Regions from separate parts of the Homo sapiens genome. Here region 2 is linked to region 1. A link is an interaction called in ENCODE POLR2A ChIA-PET data of the cell type or tissue named here. Cell type or tissue: PC-9. All regions are shown on one strand.

Region 1 (8,000 bases):
CCACTGACACCCCGGGGCTCATTCTCTGCTTGCCATCCTGGAGCCCAGTCCTGGACCCCATGCCTGTGTCAGGGACAGGCACAGAGACCTCGCAGCTCTGGGAACTCCCGGTGAGATCCGGCAGATCAGGCCTGGCAGGGAACGCTGCCCGGGGGCTCTGCACATGATGTGGGTTTCCATCCGCAAAACCCGATAGGTCCCATGGAAAATGACCACAGGCAATGAGAAAGCCATAGAGTGCTGCCTGTGAGATCAGCGTCCAGAACTCACAGCTCTCAAACACCCACTCACAGCGCAGCGCGCCAGCGTCCAGAATTCACGGCTCTCATTCATCCATTGACAGCGCAGCGCGCCAGCATCCAGAACTCAAGGCTCTCAAACACCCATTCACAGCGCAGCGCGCCAGCATCCAGAACTCACGGCTCTCATTCATCCACTGACAGCGCAGCGCGCCAGCATCCAGAACTCAAGGCTCTCAAACACCCATTCACAGCACAGCGCGCCAGCATCCAGAACTCACGGCTCTCATTCATCCATTGACAGCGCAGCGCACCAGCATCCAGAACTCAAGGCTCTCATACACCCATTCACAGCGCAGCGCGCCAGCATCCAGAACTCAAGGCTTTCATTCATCCATTGACAGCGCAGCGCGCCAGCATCCAGAACTCACGTCTCTCATTCATCCACTGACAGCGCAGCGCGCCAGCATCCAGAACTCAAGGCTCTCAAACACCCATTCACAGCGCAGCGCGCCAGCATCCAGAACTCAAGGCTCTCATTCATCCATTGACAGCGCAGCGCGCCAGCGTCCAGAACTCACGTCTCTCATTCATCCACTGACAGCGCGGCGCGCCAGCATCCAGAACTCAAGGCTCTCAAACACCCATTCACAGCGCAGCGCGCCAGCATCCAGAACTCAAGGCTTTCATTCATCCATTGACAGCGCAGCGCGCCAGCATCCAGAACTCAAGGCTCTCAAACACCCATTCACAGCGCAGCGCGCCAGCATCCAGAACTCAAGGCTCTCAAACACCCATTCACAGCGCAGCGCGCCAGCATCCAGAACTCAAGGCTCTCATTCATCCATTGTCAGCGCAGCGCGCCAGCATCCAGAACTCAAGGCTCTCAAACACCCATTCACAGCGCAGCGCGCCAGCATCCAGAACTCAAGGCTCTCATACACCCATTCACAGCGCAGCGCGCCAGCATCCAGAACTCACGTCTCTCATTCATCCACTGACAGCGCAGCGCGCCAGCATCCAGAACTCAAGGCTCTCATTCATCCATTGACAGCGCAGCGCGCCAGCATCCAGAACTCAAGGCTCTCAAACACCCATTCACAGCGCAGCGCGCCAGCATCCAGAACTCACGGCTCTCATTCATCCATTGACAGCGCAGCGCGCTAGCATCCAGAACTCACGTCTCTCATTCATCCACTGACAGCGCAGCGCGCCAGCATCCAGAACTCAAGGCTCTCAAACACCCATTCACAGCGCAGCGCGCCAGCATCCAGAACTCACGGCTCTCATTCATCCATTGACAGCGCAGCGCACCAGCATCCAGAACTCAAGGCTCTCATACACCCATTCACAGCGCAGCGCGCCAGCATCCAGAACTCAAGGCTTTCATTCATCCATTGACAGCGCAGCGCGCCAGCGTCCAGAACTCACGTCTCTCATTCATCCACTGACAGCGCAGCACGCCAGCATCCAGAACTCAAGGCTCTCAAACACCCATTCACAGCGCAGCGCGCCAGCATCCAGAACTCAAGGCTCTCATTCATCCATTGACAGCGCAGCGCGCCAGCGTCCAGAACTCACGTCTCTCATTCATCCACTGACAGCGCAGCACGCCAGCATCCAGAACTCAAGGCTCTCAAACACCCATTCACAGCGCAGCGCGCCAGCATCCAGAACTCAAGGCTTTCATTCATCCATTGACAGCGCTGCGCACCAGCGTCCAGAACTCACGTCTCTCATTCATCCACTGACAGCGCGGCGCGCCAGCATCCAGAACTCAAGGCTCTCATTCATCCATTGTCAGCGCAGCGCGCCAGCATCCAGAACTCAAGGCTCTCAAACACCCATTCACAGCGCAGCGCGCCAGCATCCAGAACTCAAGGCTCTCATACACCCATTCACAGCGCAGCGCGCCAGCATCCAGAACTCACGTCTCTCATTCATCCACTGACAGCGCAGCGCGCCAGCATCCAGAACTCAAGGCTCTCATTCATCCATTGACAGCGCAGCGCGCCAGCATCCAGAACTCAAGGCTCTCAAACACCCATTCACAGCGCAGCGCGCCAGCATCCAGAACTCACGGCTCTCATTCATCCATTGACAGCGCAGGGCGCTAGCATCCAGAACTCACGTCTCTCATTCATCCACTGACAGCGCAGCGCGCCAGCATCCAGAACTCAAGGCTCTCAAACACCCATTCACAGCGCAGCGCGCCAGCATCCAGAACTCACGGCTCTCATTCATCCATTGACAGCGCAGCGCGCTAGCATCCAGAACTCAAGGCTCTCAAACACCCATTCACAGCGCAGCGCGCCAGCGTCCAAAATTCACGGCTCTCATACACCCATTCACCCCATTCACAGCACAGTGCGCTAGGAGACGGAGTGGCGGGCGATGTTTCATCTAGGACAGCAAGAGAGAAGATGCTCCCGGCATAAACCTAGCCAGAAACGTGGGAAAGCTGCCGCAGAGGCTGAACTCAATCAAAGGCACCCTGACCCCCGGGCCCCGAAGAGGCGCCACAGCTGCAAACATGCACGTTCTTCCGATACAATTTGTAAATTTAATACGATCCCAGTAAAAACCACAGTTCTGGAACTACCATGCTCATATGGAAAAATTAACAAGCAAGTAACAGCCAAAAAAACCATGAAAAGAAAGTGAAAGAGGACCAGCTTTATGAGCTCAGGGGAAACTTACTGTAATGAAAACAGGGTGGGATAAGCACCAGAAGACACAGGAACAGGCCCAGTCCCTGCGACCCAAATCAGTGAGGGGAAAAACGACTTTTTAACCAACTGCCCAGGGATAGGGATAGCCATCTGGAAAAGTATTAAGTTAGACTCATATGCACAAAATCCCAAATGCAGCAGAGAGAAAAGCATACAAAAAGAACCCTGGCCGCGCGTGGTGGCTCACGCCTGTGATCCCAGCACTTTGGGAGGTCGAGGCGGGTGGATCACAAGGTCAGGAGATTGAGACCATCCTGGCTAACACGGTGAAACCCTGTCTCTACTAAAAACACAAAAAATTAGCCGGGCATGGTGGCGGGCACCTGTGGTCCCAGCTACTCGGGAGGCTGAGGCAGGAGAATGGCGTGAACCCGGGAGGCGGAGCTTGCAGTGAGCCGAGATCATGCCACTGCACTCCAGCCTGGGCGACACAGCAAGACTCCGTCTCAAAAAAGAAAAAAAAAGGAACCCTACAAGAAACAAGAAACCGTGGGTGCATTCTTGCAGTGTGGGAGGGGAAGGCATTCCCAATGAATAAAGGACATCAGGCAACAATTAAAGAGAAGACTGATACACTGAACTCCATATATTGGAAAACAAAAAACTTTAGCTTGGCAAAAAAAATCATAAACAAACTGAGGGAAAATGTTTGCACCACCACAAAAGAGCGAATATGCCAGTCGTAGGAAGATCTAAGAGTCTGGAAAAAGCAAGGTCAAAAATACACGAGAAAGTGCAGGAGACATAACCCAACAGCTCAGAGAAAATGTGTGTGCGTGAGCCTGTGTGTGCACGTGTCTACACGTGTGTAGACATATGTGTGCATACAAATGTGTGTATGTACATACACAGGGGTATGTGTGTGGGTGTGTGTGTACAGGTGTGCGGACGTGTGTATCTACAATATATGTATATACGGCAGTGCCTGCGTGCATACCCATATCCCTTAAACAATGAAAGGTTGTTCAGGTTCTCTCAACAAAAATACAAGTTGAAACTACATCCACCAGGCTGACAGAGCTCTGACAACGGTGCGGCTGTTGGCGAGGCAGCAGGGAGCAGGCCTGAGGGGCTGGCGGGGAAGCCGAGCTGGAGACGCACCGGTGCTGTCTGGTAGGCGGTGGGCACTTGCCCTTTGCCCCCTCAACCCCCATCCTCGTCGAAACACTTCCCAGAGGTCACCGGCAAACATGTGCAGACGCAGAGCCCACGAGCTCACGGCGCTGGCTCGGCAACGGCAAAGCCGTCCAAAGCCGGCCGGGGGCTTGAGCCCGCCCCGGAGCCTCCATCAGCTGAGAGCTGGGGCCGCGGGAGCAGGGAGGAGGCTCAGGGCTCCCCACAGAGGGTCAGGTCACTCAAGACCATGAGGGGACACACGCGCAGGACAGAACAACTCGCTGTCCCCAACTTGCTGTCGTGTGAAAATGACACGGCAGCAGTCTGAGCATCAAACAATGCCAAATTAAAATTAAAAACCTAACTGAGGCTTGGCACGGTGGCACTTTGGGAGGCCGAGGCGGGAGGGTCGCTTGAGCCCAGGAGTTTGAGACCAGCCTGGGCAGCAAAGTGAGATCCTGTCTCTAAGGAAAAATTTTAAAATTAGCCAGGTGCGGTGGTCCCAGCTCCTCGGGAGGCTGAGGCGGGAGGATCCCTGGAGTCCCGGAGGTGGAGGCCGCAGTGAGCCACGATGGTGCCACTGACTCCAGCCTGGGCGACAGAGCAAGACCCTGTCAAAAAAAAAAAAAAAAAAAGCCTAATTGATTGACACACTTTGAGTACGTTAAAAAGAACATGAGCTCAGATCGATACTCACAAAAAGAGACAAGGCGGGCGGGGAGGGAGGAAGCGGTCGCTGTCCCCGGGCGTCCGCGGTGTGTTGGCGGCTGAGAGACCGCGGCGCAGTCAGCACTTCGCCTCCCGCCTTCCCGTCAGGCCGCCCCGCGCCGCCGCGCACTCACTTTTTCCGTCCCCGGCTGGCCCCGGGCCTGTGTCGCCGCCGGGCTGCGGCTGCGCTCCCGCCCCACCCACGCGCCCCAGGCGGGTCGGCCCGGCCTCGCACAGCAGCTGCGGCGGCTTCAGGAGCGCCCTGGGTGTGGCCGGGCCTCGGGGCTCCCCGGGGGACAGTGCCGGGAGGAGGCCGGGGCGCGTGGGACCCGGAGCGAGAGAGGCGCGGCCCCGCCCCGTGTCCCAGGCCCCTGAGCCCGGCCAGCTCCACCCACGCCCGCGCCCCCGCGCCCCCGCGCCCCCGCGCCCCCGACCCTGCAGCGCCGCCCCCACCCCTGCGCCCCACCCCAGCCCCGCCCACACCCACCGGCCGGGTCTGCGGAGTGCGTGGGCGTTGGACGCCTTACTCTGCACGGGGGACCGCGGGTCCTGTGGGCCTCGTGGATGGAGCCCGGGGTCCTTGGAATTGGGCGGGGTGGGGGGGAGTCCGCCCAGGGCTCCCAGCAGGAGCGAAGGTGAGCGGGGGGCCTCTGAAAGGGAACCCACCCTCGGGCTACAGGAGACCGGGCTGGCGATCTGGGTGCAGCGCCAAGGCCCTGGGGGCTGGTGGGGCCGCATGGGGGGCTGCGGTGTGAGTCCTGGTGGTCTCTACCCTCGTGCGTCAGGGCTCCAGTGTGGACAAACCTCGCTCTGAGTCTGGGTGAGGCTCCTGAGATTCTGGAGAGTTCAGGATGTGGAGGGTCCTCTGGAGGGTGACCGAGGCCGTGTGACCACACCATCGCCGTGGCCCCCTCGACTGTGGCACAATCGCTCCCCTTCTTGGGTGGATCTCCGCGTGTTCTCCCCATACCTCTGACCCCAGTCAGTCTGCCGCACCCACCAGTGGGGGCCCCTGTGTTTGTCCAGCCTTAGAAAACCTGGCCGGGGTGTGGCCGGAGGGGCACTGCCGGTGCCACTGGCCAGGGCTGTGAGAGCGCAGGATGCCTGCCCCGGGCACGGGGGCACCGTCGTCCCCAACTGCTTAGCCACAGAATCCAAGATTGGTTTGGGGTCTTCAGTTTTTATCTCAATTCAACCTGCAAAACCAAGTTATTACATACATGGAGGAGTATTCAGCCTTAAAAAGATGGAAGTCAGTGCACCCCATTCCCAGCAGCGCAATTCACAATCAGCGGCCATGTGGAAGCAGCAGCTCCGTGTCCACCGCCGGAGGAAGGAACGGACAGCACGGTGATTCCGCACAGAGGGAGTCACCTCAGGAAGGAAGGGCTCCCACACCCGCCGCAGCGTGGAGGAACCTCGAGGACGTCACACCGAGGGGCACAAGCCACAAAAGGACAAACACTGTGTGACTCCCCACACACGAGGTCCCCAGAGTGGGCCGGTTCATAGGCAGAAAAAGCAGACGGTGGGGCCCGGGGTCGGGGGAGCCAGCGGGAAGTGAGTGTTTAATGGGGACACTTTCTGTTTTGCAAGAGAAAAAGAGTTTCTGTTTCTGGGCTGGGAGGTCAGCCGCTGAACCGCTGAACCACAGTTGCTGGGCGGGGAAAGTGGGCCTCGACCACTGCCTGGCCTATGCAGGCTGCCCCGGAATCAGGGGCAGGGGCAGGAGCGCCGGGTGTGAGACCTCAGCCCATGGCAGCCTTCGGCCTCGCTGATGGACAGAAGGGGAAACTGAGGCCCAGGGAGGTGTAGCTGTAGTAGTGAGAGTTCTCTAGAGAAATAGAACCAATAGGCCGGGAGTGGTGGCTCATGCCTGTAATCCCAGCACTTTGGGAGGTCAGGACAAGCAGATCACTTGAGGTCAGGAGTTCGAGACCAGCCTGACCAACATGGAGAAACCCCATCTATACTAAAAATACAAAATTAGCCGTGGGTGGTGGCGCATGCCTGTAATCTCAGGTACTTGGGAGGTTGAGGCAGGAGAATTGCTTGAACCCAGGAGATGGAAGTTGCAGTGAGCCGAGATCGCGCCATTGCACTCCAGCCTAAACAACAAGAACAAAACTCCGTCTCAAAAAAAGAAAAAAAAAAAAAGAACCAATAGAATGTGGAGACAGAGAGAGAGAAACTTACTTGGAGAAATTGGCTCACATGACTACGGCAGGCAGGCAGGCTGGGGACGCAGGAGGAGCCGAAGTAGCCACTCAAATCCAAAGATGCCTGCAGGCAGGATTCCATCCTCCTTTCTCTCCTTTCTCTCCGGCCTTCATAGACTGGATGAGACTCCTGTGTCGCGGAGGCTGACCTGCTGATTCAAAGTCTACTGATCTCAGCGGTAATTTTATCTTCGAAAAATACCTTCACTGAAACTTCTGGACTGCTGTTTGACCAACATCAGAGTCCTGCGGCCTGGCCAAGCTGACACAGAATGAACCATTGCAGGCCGAAGGAGGCGGAGCAGGTGGCACGCAGGACCCCAGCTCTTCCAGGAAGTCTGGGCTTGTGGGGGGAATGGCCGGTGCGGCAGGGGGTCCCTCAGCCAAGGCGGGCCTGCAGCCGATCACGTTTTCACAAGTCCATTGGCCACGTGGATGCCCTCAAGATTATACTGATTGTCATCCACTTTCTTCCTTCTCTTTTCTTGGAATTTTTATAGCTACACTTTTTTAAAAATTAATAGGCTCTACTATCTAAAGCAGTTTGGGGTTTATGGAAAAGCTGAGTGGAAAGTAGACGGAGCCCCCATGTGCCCCTCGCCTCGCCCCTCACACACACTCTGCACCCCTATTGTTAGCGCCTTTGCCTTGGTGCTGGGTCCTTGCTGTGCGACGAATCTGCACTGACCTGGCCCCATCACGCAGGGTCCACAGCTCGAATTGGGGGCCAGTCTTGGCGTCTTGCGTTCCGGGAGTCCTGGCAAGTGCATGAGGTCAGGTATCCACCATGATGGTGTCAGGAGAGGCTTCCCTGCCCCGAAATTCCCCCGAGCTCCACTATTCACCCCTCCCTTCCCTGGCAACCACTGAGGATTCTTACTGTCTGGGTAGATTGCCTCTCCCGGAATGTTGTATAGTTGGAATCATACAGCATGCGGCCTTTTCAGATTAGCTTTGAGAACTAAAAATAAAATTCTAAGCTCCCA
Region 2 (8,000 bases), 65 kb after region 1:
CATAGGGGTTGCAAAACTATAAAGGCAGCCCAAAACAGAATGGTCTTTATTTGTGTAATCTTTAATAAAGAAGACTTTAGGCCGGGCATGGTGGCTCACGCCTGTAATCCCAGCACTTTGGGAGGCCGAGGCAGGTGGATCACGAGGTTAGGAGATCGAGACCATCCTGGCTAACACGGTGAAATGCCGTTTCTAATAAAAATACAAAAAATTAACCGGGCGTGGTGGTGAGCACCTGTAGTCCCAGCTACTCGGGAGGCTGAGGCTGGAGAATGGCATGAACCCGGGAGACGGAGGTTGCAGTGAGCTGCGATTGCACCACTGCACTCCAGCCTGGGCAAGAGAGCAAGACTCCATCTCAAAAAAAAAAAAAAAAGAAGACATTAATATTTGTTTAATGATCCATAGCTACAGCTTGAATTTAGTAAGATTACCATAAATTCTAATCCTGTGGCTTTAGACAGTCTAGTCCACAGGCAGTAAGGAGGTTTGTTTTGGGAAAGGGCTCTTATCATTTTTGTTTCAAAACTAAACTATAAACTAAGTTCGTTCCTCCCAAAGTTAGTTCAGCCTCCAACCAGGAATGAACAAGGATGGCCTGGAGGTTAGAAGCAACAAGGAGTCAGTTAGGGCAGATGTTTTTTACTGTCTCAGTTATAATTTTGCAAGAGCAGTTTCATAACGTTAAATGATGAATATCACAGTTTTCATAAATAAGTAAATGATTAAAATAAAATAATTAGGTAAATGTATTAGAATAAATACTTGCAGACAAACGTCATAATTTAGAATCTAAAGTTATATTAAATTAGATAATAGATATTTCATATTTGGATATTTTCCAATAAAAATATATTGAAGGAAAACATTCTTGCTAAAAAAAATGGTATCCTTTTAAAAAGGTGAATAATTTTTGTCTAATTCAAAGCTTAAAGTTTATGTACGAAACAAGATAGAAAGTTATAACAATACAGAGGATTTTTTGGTAAGAAAGCTTAAAGGGAAATAATTTCATATTAGAAAGAATCTTGTATGGTAAATTTAGTCCTAGAGTAAAATGACTGGTTGTTTAAGATGCAGGGAAGTTCAGGACAAACGAGAAAATCCAAACATGTAATGAATGGTTTATGTAAGTCACAATAAGAGGAATTATATTTAAAAAAACAAACACAAAAACTTTTATATGATCAAGTTGTCATATTATTATTAAGTTTTGGTTTCCTTAGGAAAAAAAATTGAGATTAAACTTTTTTTGTGTGGGTTTTTTTTTTTGGAGATGGAGTTTCACTTTTGTTGCCCAGGCTGGAGTGCAGTGGCACAATCTCGGCTCACTGCAACCTCTGCCTCCCGGGTTCAAGCGATTCTTCTGCCTCAGCCTCGAAGTAGCTAGGATTACAGGCACCCACCACCATACGAAGCTAATTTGTTACATTTTTAGTAGAGACAGGGTTTCACCATGTTGACCAAGCTGGCCTTGAACTCCTGAACTCAGGTGATCCACCCACCTCAGCCTCCCAAAATGCTGGGATTACAGGTGTGAGCCACCATACCCAGCCTTAAACATTTTTAAATTAAGGTTATTCCATCCACGTATCTCTCTGTATGCACTTTTAAAGTACTTGTGACACTGAATTACAGGACATTGACTCCTGGGTGTAAAAAGGACACCAAGTCCTGCTATATTTTAAACACTGACAGCAATTAAAGCCCCAGTAGAAGATGCCAATCAAAATAAACTGCATTATTGAAACACAGAGTCAGAAATTAAAGCTATTCAACCCCTCGGGGACAGGCATGGTGGTACACACCTGTAATCCCAGCACTTTGGGAGGCCAAGACACATGGATCACCTGAGGTCAGAAGTTCAAGACCAGCCTGGCCAACATGGTGAAACTCCATCTCTACTAAAAATACAAAAATTAGCCAGGCATGGTGGTGAGTGCCTGTAATCCCAGCTACTCCGGAGGCTGATGCAGGAGAATAGCTTGAACCCAGGAGGTGGAGGTTGCAGTGAGCTGAAATTGCACCACTGCACTCCAGACTGGGCAACAGAGCGAGACTCCATCTCAAAAATAAATAAATAAAAATAAAATAAAATAAAATAAATAAAGCTATCTAACTCCACAAGGCCCAGGGACAATCACAGAAGAGGTAGGCTTGTGAGATTATAAGGGCTGATTTTGAGAGATAAAATAAGTTGTTTCTCTATAAATTAATCATTAACGTCAAAGACACACTGATGCAAGACCAGCATATGGGCCTGTGCCAGATTAACAAGGTTTTCTTGAAGCATCAACCAACTCCTAAATAAAAGTTACAAAGGCTTATGGAAGTTGTATCTTATGATCAAGATTAAAATGTTATAGATCATTTATAAAATTTTGAAAAGCAAATTAAATTGGCTTCATGCTGTTTTTATTAGGGCTTATTGTTTGGAACACTAAGTCACCTCTCTCAAAGAATGAAGGCTTTTGCCTTTTTTGAAATCCTTGAGTTACCACCTTGGTTAAATGAATGATCCTGTTTTGTGATATAAAGTGTTTTAAACCTTTGATACTTGACAAACTTTCCAAAATCAAATTATAAATTACGTCTTTTTCTGACCTAATTAATCCTTTAAGACATTAGGTTTGCTAAAGTCCAAAAACGACATAGTTTGGCTTATTTGGTATAAAAGTTATACAGGAAGCATTGTCAAGTATGAAATGGTATTTGGTTTTCTTTAGGCTGTATTTGTATAAATATGTTATTGGTATGTGTACCAAAATTATGGGAAACTCCTATAATTCTGATATAATTTAATGTATGTTATCAATAATATTTATAATTCTTATGTTAAATTATACTGTGCCACAAAGGTAACAAATTTCCTTGTCAATTGTGTCTTTGACTATGGCTGTCCTAAAACTTTTTATCATCCACAGGCAATTGTTGTCTTGTTTTGGTCCTCTTTACGGTGGTTTTATAATCAGCTATAGAACTCTAACAGGTGTTCTTAAATACAGGGTTCTGATAACGTTGGAGACTGTGTCATCAGAATAGAGGAAAAAATTTTCAGGACTCTCATGGAGAGCTGAAATGTTCATGAATATCAAGCAGAACAGGAGTTAACTGTGTAAACTGAACTGACAGAAGACTAAAGTAATCTTTTTAACGTTTTTCGTAAAACATTGCTGATCCTTTGTTTTGTTTTTTAGAGTTAAGAAAACTTTTAAGTTATTACAGCTTTTAAGAATTGAGTAAAGTATACTCCTGTGAACAAAATTTCAAGCATATTTGTTTCTCTCTACCTGATTTATCCAGAATTTGGAAACTATCTGTGAGCATTCTTAATTTATGACAATACAGTTATTTGCATAAGTGCAATAAGAATCTGTTTTCATTTGTAACATGACACAATTGGAGAAACTGGTTATTTTACCAAGACTGACTGGAACGGTGAGCTTTCCTTTAAGGAATCAAACTTGACTTACGGACCCAATAAATGCCCCTTGGAAAAACTGGCCTCATACTTTTGTCTACAGAGTCCCCGAACAGGGTTCCTGACCTGTGGCAAGTAAAGAATATCACTTTCTGACATGTCCAGGAGCCCCAAGTTTATCTTGGATCCTCAAGAGGAGAGGATCACCCAACTCACAGATATTTAATGGCACAAATTCGTGGCTGGGCTCAGCTTTAAAAAAGTCTTATCTGAGATTCCTCCTATGGATCAATGTTCCATCAAAGCCAATTTAAAAGCCTATGTAAAAAGTAATTATTCTTGCTGCACTGTATACAAATAATTAGGCCAAGCATAATAAAGCAAACCAGTCCTACCATGACTTGTCTTTAGTAAAAATGGGAAACTGGAGAGAGAAAAGATTATGTTTCTTTTTTGTTGTCATTTTGTTTTTTTGAGACAGTCTCGCTCTGTCACCCAGGCTGGAGTCCAGTGGTGCAATCTCAGCTCACTGCATCCTCCACCTCCCAGGTTCAAGCAGTTCTCCTGCCTCAGCCTTCTGAGTAGCTGGAATTACAAGCGTCCACCATCATGCCCAGCTAATTTTTGTATTTTTAGTAGAGATGGGGTTTCACCATGTTGGCCAGGCTGGTCTCAAACTCCTGACCTCATGATCCATCCACCTCGGCCTCCCAAAGTGCTGGGATTACAGATGTGAGCCACCACACCCAACCAAAAAATTATCTTTCAAAAACTATAGTACACCTGTTGTTAGATTCTAGTCTTGCCTAATGTTTTTCAATTTTTACTATTTTCTGCAGTTTGGACTGAATTCTAATTTTTCTTGGCTACAAGTCTTCAAAATAATGTTTGCATTTTTTTCTTTTTTTCCCATTTTTCCTAATTTGGAATAAGCTAGACAACTTAAACTTCAGAAGAAAATAACAGCAATCTATTTACATACATAAGCCACTTTTTTTTTTTTTGAGACGGGATTGTGCTCTTGTTGCCCAGGCTGGAGTGCAATGGCACGATCTCGGCTCACCGCAACCTCCGCTTCCCAGGTTCAAGCAATTCTCCTGCCTCAGCCTCCTGAGTAACTGGGATTACAGGCATGCACCACCATGCCCGGCTAATTTTGTATTTTTTAGTAGAGACGGGGTTTCTCCATGTTGGTCAGGCTGTTCTCAAACTCCTGATCTCAGGTGATCCGCCCGCCTCGGCCTCCCAAAGTGCTGGGATTACAGGTGTGAGCCACCGCGCCCGGCCACATAAGCCACTTTCATGTTTGCCTACTGATGTTTGGACTTCAGAGTAGTGTGGCCTGTATCGATTTTCCAGGATTGCTCTTTTCTTTGTTGTTGTTTTTCTCCTTCCTTCTCCTATTTTGTCTTCCTAGGACTTGACACTTCACAACCTGCTAAAAAATGAACTTCCCAGGGCCGGGCACGGTGGCTCACGCCTGTAATCCCAGCACTTTGGGAGGCCAAGGCCGGCGGATCACGAGGTCAGGAGATGGAGACCATCCTGGCTAACACGGTGAAACCCCATCTCTACTAAAAATACAAAAAATTAGCTGGGCGAGGTGGCGGGCGCCTGTAGTCCCAGCTACTCGGGAGGCTGAGGCGGGAGAATGGCGTGAACCCGGGAGGCGGAGCTTGCAGTGAGCCGAGATCGCTCCACTGCACTCCAGACTGGGAGAGAGAGCGAGACTCCGTCTCAAAAAAAAAAAAAAAAAAAAAAAAAAAAAAAAAAAAATGAGCTTTCCTAGTAACTCAGGACCTGCCCGTCTAGAAATAAACTATCCTAGCCATGAGAGATAAGACAAAACCTGGGACCAGAGACTCATTTTCTTCTAAAATCTTGGAGAGCTTTCTCCAAGATTTTAAAGAGAAAATGGGGGGAAATGTGAAAGGAAAAGATCTTGAGCCCCCAGATCACTACAAGCTAAAGGGAGGAGTCTAGCTGGGAACTGCTCAGGGCAAACCTGCCCCCCATTGTATTCAAAGTCTCCCCTCTGCTCACTGAGATAAATGCGTATCTGACTGCCTCCTTTGGAGAGGCTCATCAGAAACTCAAAAGAATGCAACCATTTGTCTCTTACCTGCCTGTGACCTGGAAGTCCCCTCCCCACTTGGAGTCTTCCTGCCTTTGCTTCGAGCCGTCCTGCCTCTCCAGACCGAACCAATGTTCGTCCTGCATATGCGGACTGATGTCTCATGTCTCCCTACAATGTATAAAGCCAGACTGTGCCCTGACCACCTTGGGCACACGTCATCAGGACCTCCTGAGGCTGGGTCATGGGTGCACGTCCTCACCCTTGGCAAAGTAAGCTTTCTAAATTAACCGAGACCTGTCTCAGATTTTGGGGGTTCACACCGGCATGGTGACCCCCATGGGCTCTGTACCACATCTTCTCTGATCATGAGTCCCCTCCTCCCCAAAGATACCTGGCCACACCCCAGGGAGGCAACACCCCCAAGTGCCATAGCTCAGAGTTTTGTGCCTGAATCATCACCAGCAAAACAAAAGATCAGCAAGCATCCAAGTGAGCACTTTGCCCGGCGGCCTGGATTTCCCGTGGCCGGTGGTCAAGACTAGGCCTCACTAGCGCAGGCAAAGTCTCTCCTCTGTTCTGGGCAGCTCCTTGAATCACCCAGGTGGGTGCCAGTGGCACCACACACTACCGTCCCCTTTGTCCCCAGGGCTGTTGATTTGTTCCACCCACAGGCCAAGCAAGCTGACACAAGCGAGGTGAGCCTCCCACACTTGCCCAACCCCAGGAAAATAAATGCGAGGCTCAGGAAGGCTGCTGTCCAGGGCTGTGGGGAAGTGACTCGGGGCTTCCCTCCTGCAGGCCGTGCTCAATGAAGCCTGGGACACCCGGAGCCAAAGCTCCCTGGCCTTAGTGTGGGACGTGCAGCCTGCATGGGCTGCTGCAGTGAGCCCATCCTGCCAGGCAGTGAGACCAGCAGCTGAGGAGCCTGTGCCCTGGGCTCCCCGAGGGCCTTCGGCTGCAATGCCTCCCATGTCTCACCCACAGAGTCTCAGCTGGGGTCAGGCACACCCGCCCTGGCCGACCTCGGGGGGCCCCAGGGCAGCCAGGGGGGCCCTAGCTTGGCCACCAGCTAATCAAGTGAGCCTGATTCCCCAGCCCCTGGGCCTCTTCTTCACAATATGGTCACAATGTCCACAGGAGGGGGCATCTAGGATGGTCCAGGCCAGGCAGCCGGCCCCACACCTCTCAGCCCTGTGACGGGGTGTCCTCAGCCAGTGTCCTGGCAGCTGGTCTTAAGTCACCCCTTAAAGGAAGGTAACTGAATTCATGGCGGCACACGCCCCGGGGAGGCAGGGACCTGCCAGCGCAGGGACGGCTTCAAACTGCCCTGGAATCACCCCAAACAGGATGGCGAGCAGGAGAAGGAAAACGCAAGGCATCCTTAGCCACACCCACCACCCCTCCAAACCTAACTGGGAAGAAATCCACCTCCCCTCTGTTTACAGAAGGGAGACAGCACAGCAGAGCCCAGCCTCCCCGTCACCACCCAGAGCCCCGGGAGCATCCTGAAGCGCACGCATGACCAACGCTCCAGCAAGCGCCTGGCACTCCCACCAACACGGCCCAGCCATGGGCCTGAGCCGCAGACCGAGGCTGGGAGGTCCCAAGCCCAGCAGGTCTCACCCTCCCCAGCCGTCACGCGGACACTCGAGCGTCTCCACGCCACAGTGTTGGGGGGCAGCTTTCTCACTGGGCCCCACATCCCAGAACCCCCAAACACCCAGAAGCAGCACCAGGCCTGGGCAGGAGGGGCCCCCTACTTCCGAAACGAAGCCAAGACAGGTGAATTCAGGGAAGCCTGAGTAGGAACAGCCTCCAAATCCAAGTCACTTCCTTCGAAAGACAAACAAAACCCACTCCTGTCCGTCTCTCAGAATAGCCACAGATGAAGCGCTTTGTCCACCTGGGGGGTCCAACTGCCCCCCTTACCTCTGCAAGCCGCCCAGCATGGACATCATCTTGGCCTCTGGCCTCCAGCGAGGGGACAGTCGAGGCTTGAGCTCCCCCGAGGTCCCACCGCCTCGGCCCCTGCCGGCTCTGGGCTCCCCAGGGTGCAGGCACAGGCAGGGTGCGGCTGTGGGGCAGGTGAACTGGAATCCCCAGAAGCTCACCTGCCTCCTGGGACGGGAGCCACGCCCTCTCCCCGCACCTCCATCGGAGGGCTTGGTTTTAACTGTTCTGTTCTCGGGAAGAACTGGCTGAGGGAGTCTGGGGAGCCCTCGATGGGCCCCTGTGTTCCCCAGGCCCTGGGAGGACCTGCCTGGGGCCTACCCCTGCTCCCCTGCCCCACCCTCAGTGTCCATCCCCCCGGGGGGCTTGGAGGGAGCTGTCCCCACAAGGGACGGGCTTGGTGGGCTCCAACAGCACAGCGACGGCTTCTGGACTCAGAACTCAGGACCTGACGCAGACGAGAGGGCAGAGGGCCCTGTGGCCACTGCAAGGATGAGCGAGGAAAGCTCAGCCCAATTCCCAGCTTCCTCCCCCTCCTCGTCCTCCTCTTCT

What was found. ChIA-PET counts read pairs that join two places held together with the same protein. Peaks named below come from ENCODE experiments on the same cell type or tissue, not always from the same donor. Only the 100,000 strongest peaks of a DNase experiment are listed, where the experiment ranks them.
Region 2: POLR2A ChIA-PET joins it to region 1 with 11 read pairs; 6 of 35 experiments call an interaction of 5 or more read pairs at or near these places.

The regions. Positions count from the first base shown.
Region 1 is chr2:241,841,263-241,849,262 of GRCh38, reverse strand. It overlaps LOC124905350 (a long non-coding RNA gene), which reads right to left and starts at 5,096. Exons shown (of 2, transcript XR_007088410.1): 1 at 4,785-5,096; 2 at 2,783-4,698. RefSeq lists silencers at 5,952-6,246, 7,178-7,337 and an enhancer at 5,877-6,574. In PC-9, no CTCF peak of the experiment used is centred here; no DNase peak of the experiment used is centred here; H3K27me3 peaks cover 3,560 bases.
Region 2 is chr2:241,776,412-241,784,411 of GRCh38, reverse strand. GAL3ST2 (galactose-3-O-sulfotransferase 2) reads right to left here and starts at 7,590. Exons shown (of 4, transcript NM_022134.3): 1 at 7,428-7,590. The coding sequence starts at 7,456. RefSeq lists enhancers at 5,675-6,294, 6,295-6,915, 6,916-7,536. In PC-9, no CTCF peak of the experiment used is centred here; no DNase peak of the experiment used is centred here.